Regions from separate parts of the Homo sapiens genome. Here region 2 is linked to region 1. A link is a loop called in an ENCODE intact Hi-C map of the cell type or tissue named here. Cell type or tissue: PC-3. All regions are shown on one strand. Each heading gives the region's core, and the rest is flanking DNA. Links, peaks and the distances in the headings are about the cores only. Region 1 has its middle 110 kb from the start of HLX-AS1. Region 2 has its middle 28 kb from the start of HLX-AS1.

Region 1 (12,551 bases), core at 4,378-9,377:
TATTAATAAACACATGCAACTGCCATATGGAAATAAGATCTGCCGTCCCAGTTCCTCCTAAAATAGAGCATTCCTAATTGGGGTTATTTAACTTCCTTCAGAAATACTCTTCTTAATTATTTGGGTTAGTCCAGCCCAGGGAAGAAAAAGGAATAGAACCAGCAACAGGGAGGCCTTCTCTGAAACATGCCACATAGTCTTCCCTAGGTAAGTAGTAATGGCCTCCTCATAGATTTTTTTTTAAAAAAAAGGGAATTAGAGATATCCTATTAATCAAGTGTGCTTTTGCGCCTAGTGCTGCGTGATCGATCATGATATTCCATATGGCAAGATCACATTGCTAAAGTGCAGGAGGCTTGAGTTTGAGCCTTCACTCTGCTATTCTTAGCTGTGTGACATTGGGTGAGTTATTTAACTACTCTGGGCCTCAGTTTTCTCATTGATAACTTGGGGGTGATAACATCAGCCCCCAAGCAATATTATCAGTTACTTTCTGAGGGAAGCAAGGTCTCAGGAAATAATTCCATTCTATAGAAAAGGGTTGAGGATGTGCTGTGGCTCCAGATGGCCTGAAGTTTGATCCTGGGAGCATGTGATCAGGGAACAGGGGCAGGGAAGTGCTGGGTAGAGAATGGCGGGTTCCCGGCCAGGGGTCCGCCCCCCATCCCTCAGCCGAGCCTGTGCACAGGGACCTAGGTGAGGATAGCCGTTTCTGTTTTGGTGCCCAAATGTTGCATTTTCCAAGACCACCCTGGCCCGCCACGCCCCCATTCTGTGCCTATGAAAACCCTGAGACCCTAGCAGGCACAGACACAAGCGCTGGACATTGAGAGGAACACACCAGCAGAAGGGCACACAAGTGGCTGGACGTCGAGAAGAACCCACTGGCAGACACCAGCAGATGCGGGCAGGCCGTCTATAGCTGGGTGACCTGGAGTTCGGCCCAGGGCCGTCAGAGGAGAGCCCCGCCACTGACTGGCCTGACGCCAGGGAAAGATCACCTCCTCTTCTGGCTCCCATCCCTCCACTGAGAACTACTTCCACCACTCAATAAAACCTTGGACTCATTCTCCAAGCCCAGGTGTGATCCAATTTTTCCAGTACACCAAGGCAAGAACACCGGGATACCAAAAGCCCTCTGTCCTTGCTATTAGGCAGAGGGTCTAATTGAGCTGATTAACACAAACCACCTACCCATGGCAAAACTAAAAGAGCACGCTGTAACATGCCCACTGGGGCTTCAGGAGGTGTAAATATTCACCCCTAGACACTGCTGTGGGGTCGGAGCCACACAACCTGCCCATCTGCATGCTCCCCCTAGAGGTGTGAGCTGCCGAGCATTGAAGAAGCGAGCCACACCCCCATCTCACGCCCTGCGAGGGTGATGAGGGAACTTTGCCCGTTTCACATGGATCATTTTCTGACCGGCATCAGTTGTGTCTGCGGTTTATGTTCTCCTTACAGATATTCTCTGGGAAGGGGACAATTTGTGAGAGGCCAGTTTTGATAAGCCTTATGCTGAAATCATTGCTGTTTTCAAACTTAGAATTTTACTTCTTTTAGAGATTGATTTGGCTTCCCTCAATTCTCCTTCCTTTCTTGAGAGAGGAGGAGAGTTGTGCTCTCAGAATCACAGAGGTTTAGAAGCAAAAATATCTTAAATGCCACGCTAAAAACAAAACAAAACCCAAAAACCCACTCAATTGCTAAAGACATAAATGTAAGAAATAAAGATATAATGTAAGAAATATAACATGAAATTTTAAAATAATGTAAAACTGGAGTATATCATGATTTATTTGTAATAGCAAGCAATAATAACTCACAACCCAATAATAGGGGATCATTTAAACAATGGAAACTATGCGGCCATTAAAATGTGGTTGGTTGTAGAAGAATATTTAATGCCATGAGAAAATGTTAACAACATTTGACTCAATGAGAAATGTGGATTTTAACTGCAACATCAAAATATTAACAGATTTATACATGAAGGATGAATTATGGATGCTTTTTTCCTTTTAATTGTGGTAAAAAACACATAATGAAATTTATCATCTTAACAAATGTAAGTATATAGTTCAGTAGCGTTAAGTGCATTCACACTGCTGTGCAACAGATCTCCAGAACTTTTTCATCTTGCAAAACTGAAACTCTATTAACTGTTGAATAGCAATTCCCTATTCCCCCTCCTCCCAGCCCTTGGCAACCACTGTTTTACTTTCTGTTCCTATGAATTTCACTACTTTAGATACCTTGTACAAGGGAAATCACACAATATTTACCTTTTTGTGAGAGGCTTATTTCACTTAGCATAATGTCCTCAAGTTTCATTCATGTTGTAGCAAGTGAGAAGGTTTCCTTCCTTTTTAGGGCTGAATAATATTCCCTTGTATTTCGTCTGTTGATAGACACTTGGGCTTCTTTTATTTCTTGGCCATCCACTTTTTGGCTGCTATGGGCATGAGTATGAAAATATTTCTTCAAGATTTTGCTTTTAATTCTTCCCATATATTCCTAGAAGTGGGATTGCTAGATCACATGGTATTCTATTTTTTATTTTTGTAGGATCCACTTTTCTATTTTTCATGGCAGTTACTCCATTTTACATTCTCACCAACAGTGCACAAGACTTCCAGTTTCTCTTCATCCTCACCAACACTTGTTTTTTTCTAATAGTAGTTATTTTCTTTTTTGTACTTTGATATATTCCCCATTTATTTTTCATTCTGACTAAGCACTGCTTTTGTAATTAGAAAAACCACAATAAATTTAGTGTAAAAGACATGGTGGAGGAATAAATACTGACTGTGTCTTATTTGCAAGGACTAAATCATTGAGCGTTTCTGGGATGTCATTCACACAAAGGCCTTACCTATTCTCTACCTAGCTGATATTAGGTATTATGTCTAACCGGGTGGCCTGAGAGAAATATTACTGAATGGTATTGACATACTTGTTTGCATGTTAGAAAGCAAAAGAGATAATTTAGATGCTTTCTGTACTTCCACAAAGGAACTAGTTCAACTCAGAAAGTCAAAAATATCAGTTGTTCTAATGAAAAACATCAATTAAACAAAGTATCTTAGAATTTTATAAAACAATGGGCTGATTTATTGAAATTCGAAGAAAATTTATTGAAGTTTGAAGTATTCTCTGTGGCTTCATATAGTGCAATCTCTATTCTTCCAACAATAGTTTGTCAGAATTAGTTCCAGAAATTGCAACCTCATCACGTATTAGTAATAAATCTTCTAATACCACACAGTACCACCAAAACGCTGCCATTTATGAAAAGCCCTATTAAGAGATATGTGCTTTGTATATATCAGCTTGTTTAATCCTGTTTATAAAACAGTTCATTTTTTTTCATAGATGAGACACTGAGGCTCAGAGACACTAAGCAATTTAGCTTTGTGCAGAAATATTAAGGGTTTACTGAACCCATGTCTTTCTATGTAGAAGTGAACTCGGATGTTGGAAAGGACTTCTAATTTATTTTTTTAAATGTGTTATTTTAATGATAGCCTTAAGGGAGAAACTACCCTTGATTTCACCTCTGTGTAAGATCTTGATTTTAAGTCTTCGGCATTTTTAAAGTAAATTGATTTTTCAGTTTGAATATACTGCTTTTAAAAGGAGCAGCTGGGGGATCATTGATGTAGGGTTGATACATTCCAAGAACTTTGAGAAGGCTATTTTAAGATATGTAGATTTTTTCCTTTTCCCAATATTTCAACACCAGAGAATAAAATCTAACCCACAACACTCTATGTATGCAATGCCATTGGATAAATCATTTCAGGTTGCTTAAAGGAGAAATCAGGATGGGGAGAATTCTTTTACTATACTGTTTCCCTTCTTTCCCTGCTTTATTCTGAAGGGATGAGTATCCTCTAAATATGAGATTAAGAGATGAAAATCTTGAGTGTTTTTTGCTGCTCTTTTAATAGCAGCTCTTTCAGTCTATATGTTAGTCAAAAAACCAATCTGTGTTGGGTCCTAGTGAGTGTCTATATTGGTGAGGATTAGTCGAGAAGAATGTGCAGAAGAACAGATACATTTTATTTTATTTACAATTATTATTATTTTTAATTGACACAGAATTGTACACATTTATGGGGTATAATGTGATATTTCAATTCATGTGTATAATGTGCAATGACCAAATAAAGGTAATTAGCAAATCCATCATCTCAAATATTTCTCATTTTTTTGTGTTGAGGACATTCAAAATCCTATGTTCTAGCTAATTAAAAATATACAATAAATTGATGTTAGCTATAGTCAACCCTGCAGTTCTCTAGAATGCTAGAAATTATTCCTCCTATCTGGCTGTAATTGTAATAGGATGGCTGTAACCAACCTCTCCCTATCCCCTCTACCCTCTACCTTTCTCAGACTCTAATAACTAGTACTCTACTTTCCACTTCTAAAAGATTAAACTTTTTAGCTTCCACATATGAGTAAGAATATTTGGTATATATTTTTCTGTGTCTGGCTTATTTCACCTAACATAATATCCTCCAGGCTCATTCATGTTACTGTGAATGAAAGGATTCCAGTCTCTTTTAATGGCTGAATAGTATTCCATTGTGTATATATACACCACATTTTCTTTATCCATTCTTCTGTTGATGGACTTTAGTTTGATTCCATATCTACCCTATAGTGAGTAATGCTACAATAAACATGGAGTACAGATATCTTTTTGACATATAGATTTCTTTCCTTTGGATGTATCCTCAGTAGTGGTATTGCTGGATTGTATAGTGGTTTTATTTTTAGTTTTTTAAGGAACCTCCCTACTGTTTTCTATAATGGCTGTATGAACTTGCATTTCTACCAACAGAGTTTCTCTTTTTCTACATTATTCTAACTGGGGTGAAATGGTGTCTCATTGTGGTTTTGATTTGCATTTACCTAAGGACTAGTGATGTTAAGCATTTTTTCATGTACTTGTTGACCAGTTGTGTGTTTTCTTTTGAGAGCTGTCTATTCAGATCATCTGCCCCTTTTAAAATTGGATGATGATGATGATTATTTGTTGTTGAGTTGTTTGAGTTCCTTGTATATTCTGGATCTTAATCCCTTGTCAGGTAAATAGTTTGCGAATTTTTTCCCATTCTACAGGTTGTCTCTTCACTCTGTTCATTGTTCCCTTTGCTGTGCAGAAGATTTTTAGTTTGATACCATCTTATTTATCTATTTTTGCTTTTGTTGACTGTGCTTTTGAGGTCTTATCTATAAAATCTTTTCCCAGACCAATGGCCTGAAGTATTTTCCCTGTTTCCTTCTAGTAGTTTCACAGTTTCCAATCTTACACTTAATTCTTTAATCCATTTGAGTTGATTTTTGTAATGGTGAGAGATAGGGGTCTAGTTTCATTCTTCTGCATATGAATATCAAATTTTTCCAGCTCCATTTATTGAAGACTGTCCTTTCTCCAGTGAGTGTTTTTGAAATCTTTGTTGAAAATCAGTTGGCTGTAAATATGAGGATTTATATCTGGGTTCTCTATAATGTTCCATTAGTCTATGTGTCTGTTTTTAAACCAGTACCATGCTATTTTGTTTACCATACTGTTTTGTAAATATTCTGCTTTGTAGTATATTTTAAAATCAGGCAGTGTGCTGTCTCTAGTACTGTTTTGTTGTTCAGAATTGCTTTGAATAGTTGGGGTCATCTGTGGTTCTATACAAATTTTAGGATTGTTTTTTTCTGTGAAGAATGCCATTGATATTTTGATAAAGATCATGTTGAATCTATAGATTGCTCTGGGTAGTATGATAATGTTAACAATATCAGTTCTTCCAGTTTATGAGCATTAGATGTCTCTCTATTTTTTTGTGCTCTCTTCAATTTTTTCATCAGTATTTAATAGTTTTCCTTGTAGAGATCTTTCACTTCTCTGGCTAAATTTATTTCTAGATATTTTATTTTATTTTTTTGTAGCTCTTATAAATGGGATTGCTTCTTGATTTATTTGTCAGTTTGTTTGTTCTTGATGTATAGAAACATTACTGACATTTGTATGTTGATTTTATATCCTGTACTTTTACTGAATTTGTTTACCATTTCTAAGAGTTTTTTGGTGTAGCCTTTAGGTTTTTCTCTATATAAGATCATGTTGTCTGCAAACGGACAATTTCACTTCCTCCTTTCCAATTTTGATGCGCTTTATTTTTTTATCTTGCCTGATTGCTCTAGCTAGGACTTTCTGATAGATCCCACTTGATCCTGAAGTATAATCTTTTTGATGTGCTACTGGATTTTGTTTGTTAGTATTTTGTGGAGCATTTTTGTATCTATGTTCATCAGGGATATTGGCTTATAGTTTTCTTTTTTTGTTGTTGTGTCCTTATCTGGTTTTTGTATCATGGTAATGCTGGCCTCATAGAATGAATTTGAAAGAATTCCCTCCCTTCAATGTTTTGGAACAGTTTGAGAAAAATTGGTATTAGTTTTGCTTTAAAATTTGGTAGAATTCAGCAGTGAGGCCACCTGGTCCTGTAGCTTACTTTGCTGAAAATTTTTATTATTGATTTAATCTCATTACTTGTTATTGGTCTGTTCAAGTTTTATATTTCTTCTTGGTTCAAGCTTGGTAGGTTGTAAGTGTCCAGGAATCGATCCATTTCCAATTTGTTAGAACCAATAGGTTTTCCAATTTGTTGGCATATAGTTGTTCATGATAGACTTTCACGATCCCTTGAGTTTCTGTGTTATCAGTTGTAATGTCCTCTTTCTTCATTTCTGATTGTATTTGGGTATTTTCTCTTTTTTTCTCAGTCTAGTTAATGACTTGTCAATTTTGTTTATCTTTTCAAAAAACCAATTTTTAATTTTGCTAATCTTTTGTATTTTTTGGTCTCAATTTCATTTATTTTTGCTCTGATCTTTATTATTTGTTTCCTTCTAATTTTAGATTTGGTTTATTCTTGCTTTTCTAGTTCCTTGAAGTGCATTGTTAGGTTGTTTACTTGCAATCTTCCTACTTTTCTGATGTAGGAAAACGTTTTTCTGATGTTTTATTGCTATAAACCTCTTGTAGGCAGCATATAGTTGGGTCTTTTTCATTATCCATTCAGCCGGTCTAAGTCTTTTAATTGTAGAATTTAATCTTCTTACATTCAAGGCTATTATTGACAGGTGAGGACTTACTCTTGTGATTTTGTTAATTGCTTTCTGGTTGCTTTGTATATTCTTTGTTCCTTCTTTTCTCCATTATTGTTTATCTCTGTGGTTTGGTGGTTTTTCATAGTGATAAGGTTGGATATCTTTAGATATACTTTTAATCAAATTGAAATAACAGGACATAGGCAGGAATATTATTTTTACTATTGAAAAGATACAAGCAAGAACAGATCATTACAACAGGGCAACATCTGTTCAGGGATGCATTGCTTATGCTGTAATCAGGGAACTGAAATATTGTTTCTTTATCTCATTTTATTCTCACTCTCCCCCTCTGCTGGGTATTACTATTATCTCCATTTAACTGCTGAGGAAACTCAGGCTGAGAGGTTAAGTGACTCATTCAAGGTCACCCAGCTGAGATGTGCCAGAATTGATGAGCCTATGACTGTAAAAATCCTGAACCTGTGTTTTTAACTAGGACATTTTTCTGTCTTAGATGTGACAGTCTCCTATGAGATGAGCTTATGCAGTTCTAAGATGCTGGTGGGATGAGAAGAGACCTTGAATGTGAGGGTTAAGCTCCAATTAGATATTTGTGCTGAAGTTTGTGGACCAGAGACCTTGTGATCCTGCACTTACCTCAGAGATAAGCTCTCTGTTCTCTCTGTCCCCAGTGGGAAGAGAAAAGGGGGTGACAAAGGGGATGGGGATGACTTTAGATTGTTAGGTGAATGAGCCAGTGCAGCCCCAGGGCAGAGAAAGCAGAGTGTAAGAGGAAGGCTAGTTAAGGCAGTGATACTTTATGGCTTACTAATGAATTCCATTTTATAGCCCAACTCCCTTAAGTTGTCTCTTCCTGTGATTAATTCTTGTTCTCTTTGTCCCCTTTAAGCAGACGGTTGTTGATAGGGAGTGTTCAGTGTTGAATGAGTAAAATGTACTAATGCATGTTTTCTTCAACCAGAGATAACCTTGCTTTAAACATGATGAATGTAACTTTTACAAGGGAAGATATCATCAGGAAAAGAGGGCTTGCGGCTTATGCATTGGACACTCAGGTATAAGCTCATTGCCTAGCAGCATTTCAATCTCAATCTCCCTCTCTTTCTCTCCTGACCATTTTGAATCACTTAATCTTTCTGTCAGTGTCCCTAAAATGAAGTGATTCACTGATGTAAATAAGCCAACTGACTGCTTTGTCCTGGATTTAATCAACAAGTTTTTTTTTCTCAAAAATATTTCACGCCTTTTTCTTCCCAAGTTAACGTTGAGACAAAGAAGCAGGGTTTTCCGGGAAAACTGTAGAGCTTAAAAGTCATTAAGAGTCATTAAATTACACAGGATTAGAAGTGACCTGTGTAATTTTTGAGGATCAGAGGACTTTGGTTCTCCTTATGTGTGCTTGTGCACAGACTCGCACAGACTTGGAGAGAGAATAGAGAGGTTGTTCTGGTTAGGATTATACACTTAGTAATTCAACCCAAACTGTCTCAATACCAGACTTCTTAGTTTTGGCGCAAGCCATCAAAATATACAAAGTAAAACCACCAGTCACTATCATTTATAGTCATATATTTATAGGGGTGTGTTCAGTATTGAGAAAGTTCTAGATAAGGTGAGAAGGCTGACCCCTTTGCTGGGACTCAGAAGAGAGGCACACACAATGTCGATGTCCATTTGAAAATAGAGGAAAAAAAAAAGAAAAGCTATTTTTGCATGAACAAATTATTTGCACATCTAGGTTCTTCCAGCTCTTGCAAAGGATCTCTTCCACGCTGGCAGGAAAAGACTTTAGCTTAAAGAGGGGGGAAAAAAATCTCTCTCCCAGAACTGATAACCAAATAAAATACTGTTATATTTTCTGTCTAATAAGCACAAGAAGTTCCATAACTCCCTTGATTAAGCATATTATCCTTCTTCAGAAAGTCAGCATGATTTATGCAAAAAGTGATTTGGACATACTTTCTCCGGCCATGGAGATTTCATAATTCCTGGTGTATGTCTGGAAAATCTCCCCTCGTCGTGAGTCCAAACCAAATTAATGTCTTCCAGAATGACCTGAGGAATTAATGAGGTTTTTGCTGTCAGTTTTACCCATCCAGGGTCAAGTAAATCATTTGCTGGCTCTCGGGGCGCTGTTTGTCTGCTGCCTCTCTGACTCCACGTTCAATGATAACAACGTTGCAGATGCCTTTGAAATACGGCATCACCGACACTCTCCGTCCATCTGCTGGGACATATTTTAGGCTCTGCTTCTCTTTCTGCTGTAAACTCGGCCTTTAATGGAGTCAGTAATTGCTGATAAATGGGGTATCAATGAAGTCAGTGCACTGGAGGTTTCCCCATTCTTTTCTGCTGATGTTTGCTATTTAAATCTCCTCTGACGTTACTGAAAATTATTGTGTGCCCAGCTCTTTAATTCCCCTACTGGTGTTCTTGGCTGAAGACTTGAGTTATTTTTTCCCTTCTTCTTTTTGGACAAACTAAAGCTGGTTGGGAAGAGGCTTTCCTGGGGAGCCTTTTGTTCTTCCTACCAGAAGCAGCTCTCAAACCTGCTGTCAGATCACGTGCAGAGAACTGGTTGGAGTCTTTTGGCTTTTTCTGCCCCTCTTCCACCATCCACATGCCGGGACCAGCTCCTTGGTAAACCTAAACTACGAGATCATTTGAAGGTTTCAGAAGTTTGACTTACCTTGTTTTTCTTTACTAAAGGTCTAGAGCTTTAGTGTTTGTAGATAAACTCATCACTGTTTTTTGCCTTTGTTTCTTTAGCTGTTTACAAATGAAGATTTAAAGTAAAAGCAAAGATTGTCTCCCTCCATCCTGTTCTCCTCATTTCTTTAATTTTGCATTTTGCATGAATACGTGATCGAGCTGCAGGTGCTGATGAGGCAACCCTGAGAGGGCAAGTGGTGTCTCATGTGGATCCTTAGCTACGTGTCCTGAGGAACCAGAGCTTGCTGCTTCCCACTTACCCTTTCAAAAATAGGAAAACCTGCGAACACTACCCACCAACCCCTGAGTTTCTGCTACCAGCCTGCCATAGGGATGTAAACATGCTCTAGTGAGTCATAAAAGGCTGAAGTTTAGTCTGAGTCTCCTTGACCTCCCACAGCCTCGGTTTTCTGAGCTATAAAATGGGGATGACCAGAGGTGCCTTACTTACCACATGGGATTTGGAAATGCTGCTTCTGTTGCTTGCTGACATTTTTGGGCACTTATGTAAGTATGAAGCTAAGCACCTTTGCTGTTTTATTTCATTTAGCCTTTACAATAATTCTATAAGGTGAGTACTATTTAATATCATTTTACTGGCAAGAAAATAGAGACAGCCATAAAATAATAAGTTTTTTACATTTTATAGTTTTACTGTTTTTGAAAACACTTTCACATATGTTATTTCACCTTTCTCTTTCAAAAACATTGTTAGATCTTCATTATTTCCTTCCTTCTCCCTTCCCTTCCCTTCCCTTCCCTCCCCTCCCCTCCCCTCCTCTTCTTCCCTTCCCTCCCCTCCCCTCCCCTCCTCTTCTTCCTTTCCCCTTCCTTGACAAGGTCTCACTCTGTTGCACCCCAGGCTGGAGTGCAAGTGGCACCGCAGGCTCCTGAGCAACTGGGGACCACAGGCATGTGCCACCACACCCAGCTAATTAAAACTTTTTTTTGGAGTGCAGTAGCTTGAGCTAGGCTCACTGTAATCTCTGCCTCTTGGGTTCAAGTGAGTCTCCTGCCTTAGCCTCTCGAGCAGCTGGGATTACAGGCACATGCCATCATGCCCAGCTAATTTTTGTATTTTTAGTAGAGATGGGGTTTCACCATGTTGGCCAGGCTGGTGTCGAACTCCTGGCCTCAAGTGATCCACCTGCCTCAGCCTCTCAAAGAGCTGAGACTACAGGCATGAGCCATGATGCTCAGCCTTATGTTTCTTTAACTGGGGTTTAGAGAGAGGCTGAGAAGCTTTCTCAAAATCACAAAAACCAGGAAGGGCAGTGTTGCTACTTGAAAGAGAATAGTAACTGCAAATATGCTTTTAAAAAATAGCCAGGTTAATAATATACTTAGATGTCTGCTTGTCTTTGGTCTGATATGATTTGTTAACAGACTACTGGAAAACAGCCTTATCATCTCATATATGAAATTAGACCCTTAAACAGATAGAAAACTATAAATTTTAATGTTATTAGTGAGCAAGTGATACATAAGTTAGGAAGGAGAAGATGTGGAAGAAAATAGTGACTTCAGTGAGGAACTTTAGGAAAGCTGGTAAAACTTGGGTCAGAAGTTGTGAGGACGCCCTGATGAACAATTTTGATAAAACTGAAAATGTCAGGTGAGCTAAATCTCTGCAATGTTTCTCATCTATTTTTGATTTTGTTCAGCTGGGAAATAACCTCAGAAGTTTTTCTTCAGTGGTTTGTTTTTCATTTGCTGGAAGTGGGTGTATGGTATACATAGCTATTTCAACTTAAAACAAAAAGTACAAGGAAGATGAGAATTAACTCCAGGACACAAAATTGGAAGAGGTTCCCTTTGAACGGTAAAGATTTGCTTCTTCATTTTTCTAGGTCCCCCGTCTTTACCACCCGCAATGCACACTTAAGTCCTGGGTGCTTCCCCATTGCAAAGGGCCAACTGGAAAATGTGTGTGGGCCTGTGGATGTGGTGGGGAGAAGGCAGGTGGAGAAAGAGAGAATGAGATTATTTGGCTAGGAACAAGTATAGTAAGAGTATAGTTTAAATAGGAGCCTCAGAAATAATCCCCCCAACCCCTGGCTATTTTCTTTTGTCTCCATAGTTTTGCCTTTGAACCAGTATGCAGCCTTTTCAGATTAACTTATTTCACTTAGCAATGTGGATTTAAGTTTCTTCTATGTCTTTTCATGGCTTGCTAGCTCTTTTGTTTAGCACTGAATAGTATGCTATTGCTTCACCTACTAAAGGACATCTTAGTTGCTTCCAAGTTTTGTTGATTATGAATAAAGCTGCTATACACACCTGTGTGCAGGTTTTTGTGTGAACATGACTGTGATATTTTAAGGTCATACCTATTGAGGTATAATTTATATACAGTAATATTCACTCTTTTTAGTGTGGAATTCTAAAAGTTTTTTTTTTTTTTTTTATTTGAGAAATCTCTATTAATTCTCCTTTTCATATTTTTTCTTTTTTTTTAATTTTTTTTTTTATTATACTTTAAGTTTTAGGGTACATGTGCACATTGTGCAGGTTAGTTACATATGTATACATGTGCCATGCTGGTGCGCTGCACCCACTAACGTGTCATCTAGCATTAGGTATATCTCCCAATGCTATCCCTCCCCCATCCCCCGACCCCACCACAGTCCCCAGAGTGTGATATTCCCCTTCCTGTGTCCATGTGATCTCATTGTTCAATTCCCACCTATGCGTGA
Region 2 (12,551 bases), core at 4,098-9,097, 81 kb before region 1:
TCCCCAAACGATTGCTGATTATGGGTCTAGAGAGTCAATGATGGCTGGCGAGTTAGGTCACTGAGTCTTTGAAATGATGTTTTCTGGGAAATGCCTGAAAGGTTGATGGTACAATAGTAGATAAAAATAAACTCAAGATTAGTGTCTGGTTGCATAGAAAGTCTTGGTGATGGTGAGTAATCAGGAGGACAAAAATCAGAACAAGTCATCCAGGCTCCTCACTTAGCAATTCTTTTCATAAGGCAAGCAGGAGGAGAGAAAAAAAATCCCCTAAATAACAGTAGTCACTAAAAAAAGCATTAAGTGCTTCTTTTTGGTAGAGTTTATCCCTCTCCAAGGATGTATTTTCCTGTAACTTTTCCTATAGGTGGATTTTGAAATGGAGACTATTAAATAAATACAACAGCCATACTGCATATGATGCTTTCAGATGCAAGTAAAAGAAAACCCAACTGAAGATGGCCTACCCAATACAGAAAATTATTGTATTGTATGATTGAAAAAAATGAAGTGGTGGAGTAAGTTTCATGCATGGTTGGATCGAAGTTCTGTCTGTTTTCTGTGGGGTTCTTACCCCTGCAATGTTCTCTGCATCTATTTTATTCTCAGCCTGGCCTCCTTCCTGGTGTCAAGGTCTCACTCCTGTGCATACTATACCATCTAGAATAAAAAGCTGACTGTAAACCTGGAATATCTAGAAAAAGGCCCAATTGGATTGGTGTAGTTCACTACTTTTCCTTGCTGCAGTCATTACAGGCAGGGGAATAAAACACCTCGATTGCCTTAATCTCAGTTGCCTGTTCACTCCTGACCACAGAAATCCCTGGAAGGACATTGGGAGCTTATCTAGAAAGGAGAACAGGGAATGGAAACCGAAGATGCAATGCAGGAGTCCACTACAGTATGTATCTTCATTTAGAGCACAGTTAAGGTGTAATTTTATTTTTCATGATTAGATCACTTACTTTTGTCACCTTATCATGAAGCTGTATGCTGCATGGGCACTGGAGACAGTGCTTGACCACAGCTGGAAGAGCACACAATTGGAGACATCTTTCTAGTCCTGAGATGATGGCTTTTTTCACATCATTAACACTATTGCTCTTGTGAACAACCCCCATGTTTTTTTCTTATCTTACACAATTTGTGACTCATCTAATTCATCTTGGATATTTGTTCCAGATTCTTACTGCTTCCCTAGTAGGTTCTGATTTGACAAGTCTTGGATGAGGTGATGACTGGATATTTCGATGTTTGGCAAGGTATTCAGGTGATTCCTATTATCAAGCCAGTTTAGGAAATAGTAAACTCTAATTGATCATGCTTTTTAGTGCTGGCTGCTAGGGAACTTAGAGTGGAAGCTGCAGGCTAATTCTTGAAAAGTGTTCAGGCCTGTATGGCATGAATTATGGATACTAATAATTGTTTTGGCTTCCTATTTTTTTATCTTTATTTTCTTTTTCTTCTGCATTTTCTCATTAGGCACAATTTTATTGTCTCGTTAAAAAATATGCTATCTTACATTCTTTTTGGAAAGAAGTAGAATATCTCAGGATTCCAGCAGAAAACAGAAGACACACTCAGTGAGGATTTTTGAATAGACTCTTTCATAAAGGACTATTTACAGAGGTGTGGGAACCAACAAGAGATGTTGCCATGATCAACAGCAGGCTGGAGAGGTTTATTAGTTTCCTAGGCTGCTGTCACAAATTGACACAGACTTAGTGACTTAAAACAACAGAAATGTATTCGCTTACAGCTTGGGAGACCAGAAATCCAAGGTGAGTTTCCCTGGGTTAAAGTGAAGGTGTTGGCCCGGCTGGTTCCTTCTGGAGGCTCCGATGGAGACTGTTCTTTGCTTTTTCAGCCTCTGGTTGCTGCTGGCATTCCTTCGTTTGTGTTTGTGTCACTACATTCTCTGCTTCTCTGGCACATGGACTCTTCTTCTGCATCCAGTTTTCCTCTGTCTTCCTCTCATAAGCATGCGTGTGGTAGCATTTAGCGTCCACCCAGGCAATCTAGATTAATCTCTCACCTCAAGCTCCTTAACTGAATCACATCTGCAAGTACTTTTTGTCATATAAGGCAACATTCACAGGTGCCAGAGATCAGGAGCTGGCTATCTTTGGGTGCCGTTATTCAGCCTCCCACAGGAGGAATGTTGCTGCTGAATCCTGGAGCTGAGGTTGAGGCAGAGAAGGCACCCAGCTGTGGCTGTGGGTAGAGGGCACAGCCACTGCCATAATGGTGTCCCTTATCACCTTAGGGAGGGAGCAGGAGGAAGAAATATGCTCTTTCCTCAGCCACCTCCCACCACCTGCCCCAATCTCCTGCCGGTGCATCCCATCAGCTAAAGCAGAAGATGAGATCCACTGAAGTCAACCCCCTGGGTACAGCGTAGGTCAGAAAAGAGCAAAGAATGGATCTAAAGGAAAGCCAGTATGCAGATGGGCATAAATACCAGACCACTGTCGAGCTGTGGGCATGATCACAGTCCTGGGCTCTGAGCAGTGTTTCTCAGAGGAGCATCCAGTGCTAGAGTTGGCTGCTCGGTACACAGACACATGCTCCAGAGTTTTCATGGCATCTTGGGTCTGGGCCCTTCCAGTTAGGAGGAGACAGTCTGAGAGATTGGAGGCCGAGTTTCAGTCCAGGTTTTGGGTTTCTCTTTGTTATCCCCAGTGCCCCAGTCTATGGTGGAAAAGGCTATTTTGTTGATGCTAAAGGGAATGAGCAGTAATAAGATCCCAGGCTTTCAGGAAACTACACTCTGAAATCAGCACCACCTCTTTCTGTCAGAAGTTTCCATTCCCAGGAAATTACACTGGGAATGTACACTTCTTCAGGAAGCCCATGCTGTTCTCGAGGCAAGTGGAATTGTGATATCTTGCATGCCATAGCTGCCATCTCCCTATAGAAATTTTAAAAGGGAGCTTGCATCAGCAAGGGACAGGGATCCGACCGTGGTAGTGCTGGTGAGCCCAAGGGCTGCAGGCCCAGTCTCTGTCCCGAAGCTTTGGTCCACTGAGTCCACAGCTTTTCTTCCTCTCTGGCACTTCCTAACATGCACCCCCTCCCTTCCTCTCCTAGGGCCACCTGTCAGCCATGCCTGCAGCCATCAATTCAGCCCTTTATCTCCTCCTCCCCCATATCTCTCCCAGTTGAGACTTGATAGGCCATTCCTGGCAAACCCAGCTGGGATTGACATCAGGTGTTTTGGGAAGTGCCCATGTCCAAATTCCTGCCTTCTAATGATTGCCCTGATTTTTTTAAATAGACATTTGAAACTAAAGACAAAACCAGCTGCTTCTTGAGAGCAAAAAAGCAAAACATAAAAAGAATCTCCCATATAACTCCCTCCCCCTAAAGCTCAAACCAATAAAATGAATCCAGCCAATAATTCAATCTTCCTGCCTTGTTCACTGTGACTAAAGCAGACAGAAGCAGCACAGCAGGGACCCCTCATTGACGAGGAATGTATCATTAGTAATTTTATTAGCTTTAATATAGCCAACAGGGGCTACTGATAGTTTCGGTATTCTTTTCCTGAGGGATTCCCCCCCTCCAAAGGACAAATGCTCTACAGCCCTGACATTTAATTGCCTTTATACTTTAGTGTAGCTTGGTTGAATGAAAAACTTTTCAAAATTCCATCACTGAAAAAGGATTCAACAATTTGTAATATATATAAATTTGCCACTGGTACTTTTCTTTTACAAATTTCTCAGTGCTTAGAAGCATACCTACTATAGTTATTATAATAATTCTGGGCAGGTAGACACTCATTTGTCATGGTTGAAAGCAATTTATTTTCAGTGGGAATGCTTTAAAATGTTTTGTTTGGACAGAAATGGCCATCCATTAATTGGTAATTTAAGCAAGTTACTCAAAGTCAGGCAATTAGGTTAATGAGAAGTTGGCCTTTGAAGTTGAATAGGAGCAGGGATGACCTCACCACTCCTTAAGAAGACATCAAATCAATTTGGTGTAAAAGGTAGAGGGACTGAGTCCCCTCCTCCAGTTTCAAGGAAAGATCATGCACATGCATATTTAGCTCCAAGCATGGAAATTGGATGGTGGGCCCCTCAGGCTTTCTGGCAACCACCCCTCTACTATCGAGGAAGAAGCAACAGCTGCCCCAGCTATATCACAGGGAAAGATGACAGCCTGGATTAGGCCATGCATGGAGGCCAGAAACCGTTGAGGGAGCAACTCCAGAGAGACATGACAGAACCACAGACACATGGAGTGCCCCAAATTGAAGCAGATGGAATTGCTGATAAATGAGTTGAAATGGTAGAGGTCCCTACAGTGGATTTACTTGAGAGCTACTCCATGGAGGGGCAATTTCAGGGGGGCCCCGGCTGCCTTTAGATGTTAATCAGAGGTATTCATATGTTCTGTCATTCACCTTTCAAAGGAAGGTGTCAAATGTCTTGATGAAATGCCTCCCATGCTTACCTAGACACGGGGAATCAGCCACTCTGTTGACAAATGACTCAGGGCGAATCAATAGAATGAGGGTCAGGCTTGGCTAGACTCATGGTCAGAGGGCAAGAGTAATTATGTCATAAGAAGTCTATGGGGCAGAACCCAGCCAAGGCCATGGTCCACTTTTGAAGGTAAAATCTGGAATCAAGGGATTGTTATAAGGGATGGGAGTATAGGAGTGAAGAACTCAAAAGGACCAGACTCTGTTATAGCAGCCAGCTCTTGCCAAATCCACTTATTGCAACAGTCCCACCACCATGTATAGATGCCTGGGTATAGTAAGTAGCAGAACTGCCTAATACCATCAGTGCCTGCAAAATACAAGTGATCTAGCAGTGTGGGAGGTTTTCTGGGAGAAATGGGCCACCTAGGTCATGCTTAGCTGCAGGGAGGGGTAAGCCCTGTGGGGAAACAAATGATGGGTGAGTTCACATTATTAAATAACTGGGCTGAATTTAAGGAGGAGGGAAAAATATTACTGCAGAAACCAGGTTGATTTTGAAGTCTGCTACTGGCAGTTGCCACATGCCTGTGACATCTCTCATGCACCTCAGAATAGACTCTCCCCTCTGGAAGGCACCATCGTGCATCCTCTAGATTTGGGGAGATAGATTTCTTTATGTTGCTGATAGGAGGAGGAAGAAGAAGCTGCTGTGAGGGAGGAGGTATTTACTTTGGCAGGCGGCTGATGCTAGAAATGCCTGGGGCCATGTACAAATAGTTGGCTGGTGCTGCCAGGCCCTCCACTGTGGGTTACTCATCTCTCCCTGCTTTAATCCTTTCCTTTCCTCCAAAAACTGCCCAGTTGACTTCTTTCCCACTCTAGGGCTATCCTGGATGCCTCTTTTAACCTGATGTCACCTGGAACATGTGGAAGTGCCCAATGTGACTATCTAGGGCTCTGGGCTCTGAGTCCTGTGAGGGTTAATCCTTCATGCCTCATTCCTTCATGATTTTCTCTTCTTTTTGTTGGAGTTAGAGAATCAGGGTGAGCTCTCCCTAGAAAACTATTGTGCATGGCCTTGTTTATCTTGGTCAGCCTTGTGTTTGAGGCACCATACCCAGTTCAGTTACCCAGGCTGTTCAACATATGGAAGCATGCTCAGAGTGTGGTGTAAGGTGTGGGATAACTTGGATCCCCATAAACCTATGACAGGTGGAGATATTGTGGCCAAAGTCGGCCCTGCCAAGATGGTGCTAGACTGAACGACAGCACTACTCTGGACCAAAGAAGTGTCAGAGGCAAGCTTCAGGGAGCTGAGGTGGGCACTTCTAGGGGAGCTACCTCCCCTCCTGAGTTGCTTCATTTGTAGGCTACTCAGATTAGGGTTTTTAGGACATCCTGCTAATTTCAGCTTAAATCGTTATGGACCTCTAATGTGCCAGGCACTGTACTAGGTTCTTGGGAAATAGCAACCAACAAGAGAATCATTGTTTCTGCTTTCATGGAACTTAGAGTCAAACCTAGATACAGGTAAGAGGACGACAAATCATAATGCGATGTGGTAATACATGCTAGGACTGTAAGAGAATTACTGAATGCTGCAGGAAGTCAGAGAAGACTTTTTGGAAGATGCCATGTCTCAATTGGGACCTTTAGAATATTTTTCAGGCATAAAGAGAAACATCTTTAAAGATCTGGAAGAAAGAGAGGGCATAGCACATCCCAGAATGTAGAGTAAGGATGCAGAGTAGAGAGCTGGGTTAGAAACTTAACTGCATAATACAACCTCTGATCCCTACCAGCTGGGAAAATCCACTTAGCCATGTACGGAGCTTCTTCCAGGTACTGAGCTCTGAGTTAGGTATTGTCAGGATCCCCAAGATGGGTCAGACAGGACTGCTGTCTTCAATGAGCTCTGCCCATTACCCATATGTCTGAGGAGAAACACATTTCCACCCTTTCTGGAGCTCTACAGGGAGGGACTGCTCTTTGCTAGAATGATCTTACCTGCCTCCAACACCTGTCCATTAAAGCAAGCCCTGAACAAGAGGCCGACATCCACAAGTTAGAGATGTTGTGCTTTGAATACTACCAGCTGGTTGTTGCAACCTCCTAGTGAGTGACTTACACCCAGTCCTCCCTCCTTGTTCTTCTGTGATTAAAGACCCTAAAGGCTTAACAGGCATGGCTGGGCTAAATGTTCCAGTTGACATTATTTGCCACCAGGACCTTCCTCTTTTGCTTCCGACTTTTTTTCCAATTGTGCAGAAAATTGTTCTTCATTCTTTCCAATCTGTCCACATCCTTTTTCCTCCACTTACATTTCAAAATAAGGTGTACCTCTTCCAGGAAGGTTGCCCTTGTTAATTCTACCCATCATCCTGGAGTGGCCAATGGCCTCTATCCCAGAATAATTGTTGTATTTTTTGTATGATGCATTCAGTCATTTGTGTAGTTTCATTTTGCAGTTTCCTCAGTGGAAGTTGTATTTTCACCTTTGCTGCCGCTTATGCAGTTTTGAGACCCGTACACCAGGTGGTGGTAGTTTCCTCATGCTCTGATTGTACATTCTGAATAATTTGCAGAGGAGGAAAATGGAAGGGGTGAGCTAATTTTTAATCAAGTATCTTTCATGTGCCAGGCCTCTGCACAATGTTTGATTTAATCATCAGAAATAATCTATATGAGGCAGATATTGTTTTCATTTTAAAGTTAAGGAAACTAGGTTTTGAGGGGGAAGTAAAGTAACTTCCCCAAACTCACCATCCTTCATGGTGAAGATGGAATTGGTATCAGGTCTGGGCCCTCCAGCTTTGGTTTTAAGACGAATACATGTATGTCTTTTCTATGTGGTTATACAAACAATAATGAAGTCAATCACCATTGCAGAGCAACTGTTCTAACAACACCTCAGGTATAATTTGGTATCTTCTTCACTAATTCTTGAATTGTGATAATCCAAGTATTTGTAGGTGGGCAGAAAAACTGACATGAACAGTCCTTCTTGGAAGAGGAAGAAAAATAAAAGCCTTTAAAGCATCTTATATCCCGAAAGTATGTTTCCCTGCAACCACATTCTCTGTAATTTCTAATTTGCCATTTGCTTTACTTTGAGGAAGGAATTCCCTCTCCCAATGAGTTGAGAGCTGGGAGACTTGGGTTCTAGACCCAAGTAACTGAGTATATTCCTTGAAGTATGTCTCTTCTTTCCTCTGGGTTTCAACTCCCCATTTGTGAAATACGGAGGTTTTAATAACACCATTGCAACCCTCTTCTGTATCTGGTTGATTATTTGGCTGTTGTATGGCCACCACTTAACTCACTCAAAAATATGAAGACATGGCACCACCAGGCACTGCCTCTTCTGGGGTTGGTTCATGTCGTACTTCAATAATCAAAATAATCAAGCTTCCTCTAAAAGAATTTGTTTCACAACTGATGATAATTTTCTGGATATCCTACCCAAGTCCCCCTCCCCCAGTTTTGGCACTTTGTTTCCATGATCAAATTGTGTCACTTCTCTGGTGAATACCTTCTTTGTGTTTTTGGTCATTCTCAGACCAGGGAGAGTATGTATGTATGCATTTGTTCATTCATTCATTCATTCAGTCTTTACAGTTATGTTCTCTATCTTGCAGCAGGAATGTCTGCAATTCTCATTTTTTCCCTGTCATTTGACTATGAGTTCCTATCCTCTGGCTTTTTTGGTAGGGATTCTTGAACATACCAAAGGGGTTAACTGCCTCAATGAAGCATCACACTGGCCATATACCAGCCTCTGTGCCAGGTGCTGTGGGAATTAGATGTGGTTTTTTGCTTTCCAGGGGCTCAGAGCACAGTGGAGAAGAGAGATGAGCAGACAGCTGATCATAGCACACCAGTGAATGCCACAACATGTGGGGGTTGTGTAGTGACTGTGTGCCTCAGGGACACTAGTCAGAGCTGCAGTGAAATCTGCTTGGCCTGTGGAGAAGCAGAAAGGACGACGGTGGCTTCAGGGAGGCGACATGGGCGCTGGGCCTCAGAGGATACGAGGTACTGCTGACCAGGTGGATAAAGTGTGGAATGGCTCTAAGTCACCTGGGGGGTCTGATTAAGGCCTGCGTCTTAGGCTGGGTCTCTATGTCATATGAGTAGACGGGACAAAAATAGATCCGTATTATGAATTTGCTGTATTTTCTGTCAAAAGGAAGGATACTCAAAGTGATGGATGCCTCAAATACTGACTTGATCATTACACATTCTACATATGTAACAAAATGTCACATGTACCCCATTAATATGTAAATATTATTAAAATAAAAAATAGTTATTTTTATGTAAGAAAAATAATCACAACTTCTCTTATTTGAATATCACAACCAATAAACATTCTGCTCCCAGTAATATTTCCTGTCACATTACTTCCTAGTTACTTCACAAAATTGACGCATGCACCTAACAAAGATAGGATGCTAACACAAAAAAACTATATCCTGCATAGATTCTGGTATTCCGTACAGATCATTCTGTACTAAGGTATCAGTCAGAGAAGAAACTTTATTGAGTATGATTCTGAACATGAGCTGTATTTTCAGGTTCCCTTGCTGGTCCTTGGCATAATGTTAAGGAGAAGGGCTTCAGGTGATGAGACACTGGAGACCAATTTGGCAGTTCTGGCTGAGCTATGATCTCCTGCTTGACTTGACTCCTACACAAGGCTTTGTGTCTAACCATGCTCAGCCCTGACCCATTCTGGCTCTCTATGAATGCTGTTCAGCTGGCCCACCCTACTGTAAGAGGAAGGGGCAGGTCTGAGCTCCGCTTTCCTATAGTTGGGGAATAGAGGCAGAGAGAGAGAGTCCAGGAGACCCCTTCAGGGGCATATGCAATGCCAGGGGCTGGGGGCTATGCAGAGACTGGAATTGGCTCTCAGGCTTTCAGTTCCTGGGGCCATAGTACTTGAAAACCATGCAGGTGATGGGACTCACTCAGGTCCATTCTTCCTTCATCTATAATCTTGCATGAAGGCCAAAGTGTGCAGTGAAGCCATTGGTCCTCAGGTGTGGCAGTTATTATTTCCTCCCCTTGACAAGTCACTTAGACACCTTGAGCCTCAGTTTGCTCATTCTCCCCCTTAGAGGGCTCTTGTAGGGTTATACAAAATAGTGTCCATGTAAGCCATTGTGGAGATGGACATTTTCTCAGTTTTATTAACGGAATTTGTTCAAAAAAGTTTATTATTAATACAGTACGACTTCTTTTTATTAGCACTCTATCTTTGTTAGGTGTATGTGTCAATGTTGTAAAGTGACTAGGAAGTAATGTGTTATGACTTGAAATATTATTGGGAGCAGCACATTTCTTGGCTAGTGGTATTCAAATAAGAGAGGTTGTGATTATTTTTCTTACATAAAAATAACCATTTTTATTGATATACAATATTTTACATATTTATGGGGTACATGTGACATTTTGTTACATACGTAGAATGTGTAATGATGAAGTCAGAGTATTTGAGGTGTCTCTCACTTTGAGTATTTACCATTTCTATATGTTGAGAACAATTCAAGTACTCTGTTCTATTTTGAAATATACAATACATTGTTGTTCACTGTAGTCACACTACCCTGCTGTCAAACAATAGATCCTATGCCTTTCATCTAACTGTATGTTCATACCCATACCTCTTTTTGTCCCCCCTCCTATCTACCTTACCCTTCCCTGCCTGTAATATCTATCAAAAATAACAATTTTTGTTTATAAACATAACACATATAATTCACAGAAAACTTTAGAAACTTTAGAATAGACCCCACCAAAAAAATTCTCTGCTTCCATTACCTCATTACCAACTTCCATTTTCATGTGAAGGTGCCTGTGCTATTTCATGACTTGCTTATTTTGCTTGTTCCGTTTACCACTAAGGTGGGGAGCATTTCCCTGTAGCAATATTTGCTGTGTAGCAACACTGAACAGCTATACAATCATTTAACAAACATTTAAAAGTTTATCAAACTTTTAAACTTCTTAATGCTGCAATAAGTATATTTATAGATAAATCTTTGTATTCATCTTAAAAATATTACCTTAGGGTACATTCTGTAAAATAATATTATGGCCCGATAATATTATGGTTTTCTTTTCTTTTTGCTATTTTGTTTGCTGTGAATTTTTATTTTCTGTTTTCTGGTTCTAGCAGGAGCTTATGAATTGCACATGTTTCCAACCTCTCCCAAATGCTTGATATAATAATGAAAAGAAATCTTTCCCAATATGATAGGCAAAAGTGGTGAAGGAGATCTCATTTTAATTTGAATGTCTTTTGTTACCAGTGAGGTTCTATATTTTCATATGTGTATTAATCGTTGGTATTTTTATTTTATTTGAATCAATTTTGAGCTAATGTCTTCTGCACATTTGTGACTGGGGTGTTGTTTCTTTCATGATTTCTTGTAAGATTCCTATATAAATTAAGACATTAACTCTTCATATGCAAATACTTTTTCCAGTGTTATTTCTCCTTTAATTTTGTTTATGTTTTTTTAATATTCAGAAAATGTAACTTTTTATGTAGTCAATATTTCAATTTTTTTCTTTATGATTTCTGCTATACAAAGTTCTTCCGAAGCTGACATTATATAAATATTTATTAATAGGTTCTTCGGATTTTTTAATGAAGTCCAGTAATGATTTACCTTATAATATAGTGAACTGTCATTTATCTGGAATTTATTCTGGTGTGTAGTACTGAATCTTATTTGATATTTTCAGATAGTTATTAGATTATTTCATCACTTATTGAATAATTTATCTTTCTTTTACTGATTTTGAATGTCACCTTTAAGAGATTCTATTTTTAAATAAGAAAAACATCTTCATTGCAGAAGCGCATTACTTTTTCAATGTTATAAAAAACATGTTTTTAGTTGTTGAGATATATGGAAATAGTGAGAACAGTTCTAGGAAGGAAGGAAGAGTAATGGTAGCAGTAATAACAATGTTAACACAGAACCAACTGAAATCTCAGCAAAGACCCAAAATTCTACTTCACTGGTTCTGACAAGTTCATCACGCTAAGGTCTATCTGTTAGAAGTACACATTTAGTTCCTTGTTGCCTTTATTCTAGCAAACATATATTTAGTGACTACTTCTGGACTAAATTCCAGAGGGGTCTGAAACATAAATAAAATATAGTCTCTGTCCTTGAGTTTCTCATCAACTGGTGGGGAAGCATATTATCTCGGAGGGCTTTTACCTCCAGTAAACAAAATGCTCAACTAAAAATGGCTTCAACTAGACGTATGGTGGAATGCAGTTGCTGATGCTAGTTTAGCAGCTTAAAGATAACAGGGCTCTGGGTTGTCATCTCTTGGATGTTTTTGGCCTTCTCTGTCTTTACTGCAAAAAAGTTGCAGCTGCTCTGGTCATCACACCCTCATTAATCCATGATGGAAAGCAGGGGACAATAAGCAATGTGTTGCAGGAAAGTTTCCCCTCATGGTGCTTCCCTCTTATCATAGAGGAAAATCTTTCCAGAAACCCTCTAGCTGACTTCCTCTCTCATCTTATAGATCAGAAATGGGTCATATGCCCATTCTTAGACCAGAAGTTGGGTCCACTTCCAGACACCAGTGCATCTCTGGCCATACTAAATAAAATTCTGGTTCTGTGACTAAGGGGGCTAATGACTTTTGAAGAGGCAAGTAATAGTGTCTGCCACAGAGAGATACACACGTATACAAATCTCTCTCTCTCTCCACAAAAACGTAAAATAAGTACTTACAGAGGGATTCTAATATCTGTTGTGCTTCCTGCTGCCTTAGTACACCTAAACCCTCTGAGTCTCCGTTTTCTCACCTGTAAACTGGAGAAATTAGTAACTTTGCCCAGACACAGGGCTAAATAAGAATCATTTTAGATGAGTGCTTTGTGAATCATAAGGTGTTAAACACTTATTCTTGTTAGTGTCTTAATGTAAACACTGTCCCTTATGGGACAACCTATGTGGTCCTGCTGATCTGTAGTTTGGCATGGTGAATTTGGGCATGGAAATGGGGCAAAGGGCAGGGCTTCAACAGGGCTGGGACCAGGGTCAGTTTAGGCACAAAGCTGGGACATTGGAAAGAGCTGGAA

The links. Hi-C counts contacts between places; a loop is a spot of excess contacts. Peaks named below come from ENCODE experiments on the same cell type or tissue, not always from the same donor. Only the 100,000 strongest peaks of a DNase experiment are listed, where the experiment ranks them.
Region 2: a loop joins it to region 1, with 4 times the contacts of the local background. A loop is called at or near these places in 8 of 110 quality-filtered maps.

The regions. Positions count from the first base shown.
Region 1 is chr1:220,983,093-220,995,643 of GRCh38, forward strand. No RefSeq gene overlaps it. Among named protein-coding and RNA genes, the nearest start is that of HLX-AS1, 110 kb to the left of the region's middle. In PC-3, for the core only: a CTCF peak has its summit at 7,477; DNase peaks (open chromatin) are centred at 7,529 and 8,039; H3K27ac peaks cover 1,069 bases.
Region 2 is chr1:220,901,944-220,914,494 of GRCh38, forward strand. No RefSeq gene overlaps it. Among named protein-coding and RNA genes, the nearest start is that of HLX-AS1, 28 kb to the left of the region's middle. In PC-3, for the core only: CTCF peaks have their summits at 6,964 (motif pointing right) and 7,171; DNase peaks (open chromatin) are centred at 4,508 and 5,198; H3K27ac peaks cover 1,433 bases.